2 separate regions of the Homo sapiens genome follow, and region 2 is linked to region 1. Evidence: read pairs that join two places in POLR2A ChIA-PET (ENCODE). Cell type or tissue: A673. All regions are shown on one strand.

Region 1 (2,500 bases):
TCCCATAGCAACTGAGGATGCCAGGGGCGTGGGGGTGGGAAAGCTGCCAAGGAGGGAGGCCCCAGGCCAGGGCCTGGGCATGATCAGGAGCCCTGAGACTCCCTGTCCATGGGGTGCAGCCTGGCCTAGATTGACCCAGAGCCATAGGGACCCCGAGTGTTTGAGCCACCTCTCAGCCCCAAGAGCAAACAGAAAGGAAGGCTGCTGTGACTTCAAAGGAGTTCCATGGGGGGCAGTCCCCTAGATGGGAGCAAAGTGGCTCAGAGCCCCTCAGCCCACTTCACGCTTGCCCACCAGCGGCTCCTCTGAGGCCAGCTCCCCACACCATGCCCTCACTGGGCACTTAACCCAGACAGTGCTGTCGCAAGAAGATGCCCTCCTCTCCTGGCCCATCAGGAAACCCCCAACCATAAGACATCTGGAGAAAGCCCCACTGGAGGTGGGGGGGAGGGGACAGGTGGGATGATGCGGCTGGGGCCGAGAGGGGCTGGGGAGGTAGTGGGCTCTCAGCTGCACAGCCCTCAGGTCAGGATTCTCATTCCTCAGACTGAAAGACAGACAGACAGACAGACCCTGCATCCCCTTTAGCTTTGCTTTCTAGGCTCCCCAAGGGCTTTCTGCCTCAGTCATTTTGGGGAGCTGCAGGAGGTGTGGCCACAGGCCCGAGGAAGAGGCCAGGCCTGGGCCTGGCCTCTTCCATCCATACACAAGCATGTATTTACAGGGACACAGCAATACAGACATGTACAAATACACACCAAGCATGCACCCATGCCCATAAATATACACACACACACGCACAAACATGAGCCATTCCACAGGCCAACTCTGCAAACCGGCATCATTGGGTAGCGTCTGAGGGGCCGAGGGGAGGGGGTGTTTCCCCTTCCCACAGAGCTGCAAGCTCCTCACTGCCCCCAGCCCTGGGCTGCACAGTGAGGGAAACAGGAGCAAGCTGTTCCGGAAACTCTGACAATGAGAGCTGGATCCGACGACTGAGTTATTGCTGCTCCCTCCCCCTCTCCCAGAGATGCTACTGGTCCCCCATATCCATTCTCTTCTCCTCCATCAATAAGATAACTCCCAAGGTGAGGCCAGGCACATGGCGGCCCCGCTGAAGACTACACTTCCCAGGTTCCCTAGCAGCTGCTTGTGGCCATGTGACTGAGTCCCAGCCAATGAGAGGCCAGCAGAGGTGAGCCTGCCAATTCTGGCTCATGCCTTTAGCAAAAAGTGGGTGTGCCCTCTTGTCTATTTCTGCTTCCCCCAGGCTTGGATGCACACAGGAGGGTGGGCGCTGGAGCAGCCGCTGTGTACCCAGAATTGGAAGGTGCGTATGAAGAAACGCAGAGCTGCCCTACCAGCTCTGGGCCATCTCAATCTAGACTAATTAGAAACAAGCTTCCATCTTGCTTAAACCACTGTATTTCAGGGTCTCCTAATCACAGCAGCTCAGAATCAACTCCAACAAAGACATCCCCACCAAGGCAAGCTATGAGGAACAGGAAGCATACAACTGGCCTTATTGTCCCTTTTTGGGCCCAAGACAGCCTCATGGCCCCTTTCTGGCCCCCAGCCAGCCTGCCCCAAGGAAGGGCACAACAGTGACTGCACCTGGGACAGTGGACAGCTGGGACTGGGTGTCAGAAGGAAGGGGTGATGGGGAGGGAGAGACGGATCCGTGCAGAGGACTCATGTCAGTCTTCTCCTCCCCACTTCCCCCTCAAGGCCACACCTACAACTGGACTCTTGGCCTTGCAAGGACTGAGTGCACAGTCCACAAGACAGCAATGTGAAAGGGAGAAGGAACGTCAACGCCGGGTTTAGAACCAAAAGGAAAGCTCCTCAGGGTTCTCCAGGCCCCTGTGTTGGCTCACGACAGCCTGAGGGGTGCACAGAGACAGACTCAGGCACCAGCATCCCAGGGCAGCCAGGTCCTGTCCTTTGCGGCAGGGGGTGGAGTTCTGTCTCCATCTGGCCCAGCACTTCTGACTACACTGCAAAGCATCCCTCAGCACCTCCTCTTGGTAGGATGTGGCTTTTTCATCTCTTCCCTACGAGGTGTCCACGCTTCCTCCTGGACCCAAATGCATCTACTTACAGAGCCCTGGGTCCTCCTGGCAGGCCGGTCTCCCACACGGAGCCCAAGGCCCAGGGATGCCAAATGGTGGGCTTTTTCCCGGCCTGGCCACCCCCCAGAGGCTGCCTGGTGAGATCCTGCAGGCTCTCTTCCCCAATCCTGCCTACCCTCCCCCGCTACCCAGGGACCACCACGCACACTCCAGTGGCACCTCCTGGCCACAGCAGTCTTGGCAGTCATAAGGGCCACCCAGACGTCACGGCCTGCGCCCTCTCCCAACAGGAGGGATATTTTCTGAGCTCAAAGGCCTGACCCTTGATTCACAAGGGCTTCAGTAGGGAAACCCTACCCCCACCCCCACTCCCCACCCACTCCTGGTCCCCTCAAGAACCAAGGAGCCGGCAGGAGGCAGGGAGATAG
Region 2 (2,500 bases), 580 kb before region 1:
GATTAAGGTGGCATATGATAGAGTGTATATTCCAATCTACTTGGTTCTATGGACATTCTTTGGTTAATGACATAACATATCCACTGTGATGGTTAATTTTAGGTATCAACTTGACTGTGTTGAGAGATCCCTAGATGGCTGGTGAAGCATTGCTTCTGGGTGTGCCTGGGAGGGTGTTTCCAGAGGAGACTGACAGGTAAGTCGGGGAGTGAGACTATTGCCCTCAATGTGGGCAGGCACTATCCCATTGGCTAGGGGCCTGAATGGAAAAACCCTGTAGAAGAAGGGTGCATTCTCTGTCTCTTCCAGGATGGGATTCCCTCCTCCTCCTGCTCTTGAACATCAGAACTCCACGATCTTCAGCCTTTGGACTCTGGGATTTGCACCAGCAGCCTCTTGGGGCTCTCAGGCCTTCAGCCTTGGACTGAAAGTTACACCACTGGCTTCCTTGGTTCTTAAGCCTCTCAACTTGGGCTGAGACACGCCTGAGCTTCTCTGGTTCTCCGACTTGCAGACGGGCTATTGTGGGACTTCTCGGCCTTCATAATCACAGGAGCCAATTCTCCTACTAAATCCTCTCTCATGTATCCATACAAATATATATTCTGTTGGTTCTGTCTCTCTAGAGAACCCTAATATATCCAGAGTCAAGGCATCTCTTTGAACTAGGGCATTCACATAATTCCCACAGTACAAGACAAATACAGATATGCGCTCATGCTACTGGAATTCAACATCGTATATGAATAGCTTTTAATTAAACTTACGAAGGCATTATAAACTGTACAGGTAACAAAAATCAATTTTACATACTTTGTATCATGCAACATATTTTTGACAGAGTGATATCAGTTTCTTTACACAGAAATTAATTAGTTGATTATCATGATGTGACAAGCTTCCACATTCTAGCCTGGGCAACATGGCGAAACTCCATCTCTACAAAAAATACAAAAATTAACTGGGCATGGTGGCATGTGCCCGTAATCCCAGCTACTCAGGAAGGTGAGGTAGGAGGATCACTTGAGCCTCGGAGGTTGAAGTTGTAGTGAGATGAAATCATGCCACTGCACTCCAGCCTGGTGACAGAGTGAAACTCTGTCTCAAAAAAAATTTAAAAAGAAAAAAAAAAAAAAGAAAAGAAGCTTCCACAGTTAAGAGTGCAATGTAGTAAGGAGAAATGTACAAAAGTATTCAAATATCAGTAAGTTTATAATCAAGTTGGAGGGAGACTATCACATAAAACCAAGCTTTCTTAAATACTTCAGTTCAAATTTTAAATATAAACAATAATATATACCAGCAAATATAGAGAAGCATTCAAACTAAAGTTATTTTTCAAGATACACACCCCTAAGAAGTTTTATCCTTATCTTAATCAGGTTACCAATGAAAATACTTTGCAACTCTTATTTTGTTTCCAAACTAGTTTACAAATCACACAAGGAAAGCTGCCTTATTACACTGAGCTCATTTTGGACCTCAAACAGTATTACCCAGATGAGAAATCACATATCCAGACCTGAAAACATACTCCTGGTTGCTCCTCAAAATCAAATCCATCCTGAAAGAAGGAAGATATTCCCCCTACGGAAATTCCAAAGAATATCTCATACTCTGGAAGCAACCCCTAAAGAATTCCTGATATTTTAAGAAAAGGCAAGACTTCCGCTTCCAGAAAAGGTGAAGTAACGAGAGCAATATTTATCCTCATACCTGAAACAACTAAGAAACTGGATGAAATATATAAAACAGTTTTTAAGATACTGGCCACAGGCAGCATGGGACAGTGATGTGATCCCTGAGACACGGCAAATGAAGAAGGTGGCCTATGACTGGCCTAGCTTGCTGCCTAGGGAAAGTTTCCCAGTCACAGAACAGGGAGGGAAACCCAGGGGGAACTCAGAGGAATACCTTTACTTGAGGAGCCAGAGCTAGATTCTGAAAAGGCCAAGGAATCAGAATTTGCAGCATACAGTAGTACCAAGAGAGAAAAGAGCTGCACAGAGAAAGAACTCCAGAGATCTGTAGGAGACCCTCTGAGTATTCAGCTGAGTTCAAAAACAGCACGTTTATGTGAGAAAACTGCCCTAAGCTGGGGAAATAACTACCCAAAATGATTAGAAGAAACAATCTTTGGAACTCACACGGGGCCAGGAATTGTGCCTAATCTCACCAGACAGAGTAAAAACCATCATTCGTGGGGCACTAAGTAGAAGACTCAGAAGATTCAGTTGCTTCAGTAGTGAAGAACATTAATCCAAAGTACTGTTCTGCTTCCATCTAACAGAGCTTAAAAGCAACACCCAAATGGATCAAACAGCGTCGATCCAGAACAAAGCTCAATAATATTTACAGAGATACACAAAGATCCACCATCCAATAATATAAAACTTACAAAGTTTAGCATCCAATAAAAATCACCAGACATGAACTGTATGCCAACAAATTAGAAAACCTAGATGAAATAGACAAATTCCTAGAAAGACACAAACTACCA

What was found. ChIA-PET counts read pairs that join two places held together with the same protein. Peaks named below come from ENCODE experiments on the same cell type or tissue, not always from the same donor. Only the 100,000 strongest peaks of a DNase experiment are listed, where the experiment ranks them.
Region 2: POLR2A ChIA-PET joins it to region 1 with 11 read pairs; 2 of 35 experiments call an interaction of 5 or more read pairs at or near these places.

The regions. Positions count from the first base shown.
Region 1 is chr22:39,489,006-39,491,505 of GRCh38, reverse strand. It overlaps MGAT3 (beta-1,4-mannosyl-glycoprotein 4-beta-N-acetylglucosaminyltransferase), which reads right to left. Exons shown (of 2, transcript NM_002409.5): 2 at 1-2,500. Among named protein-coding and RNA genes, the nearest start is that of MIEF1, 12 kb to the left of the region's middle. RefSeq lists an enhancer at 1,028-1,322. In A673, no CTCF peak of the experiment used is centred here; a DNase peak (open chromatin) is centred at 1,175.
Region 2 is chr22:40,065,528-40,068,027 of GRCh38, reverse strand. It overlaps a transcript of TNRC6B not described here. Among named protein-coding and RNA genes, the nearest start is that of TNRC6B-DT, 22 kb to the right of the region's middle. In A673, no CTCF peak of the experiment used is centred here; no DNase peak of the experiment used is centred here.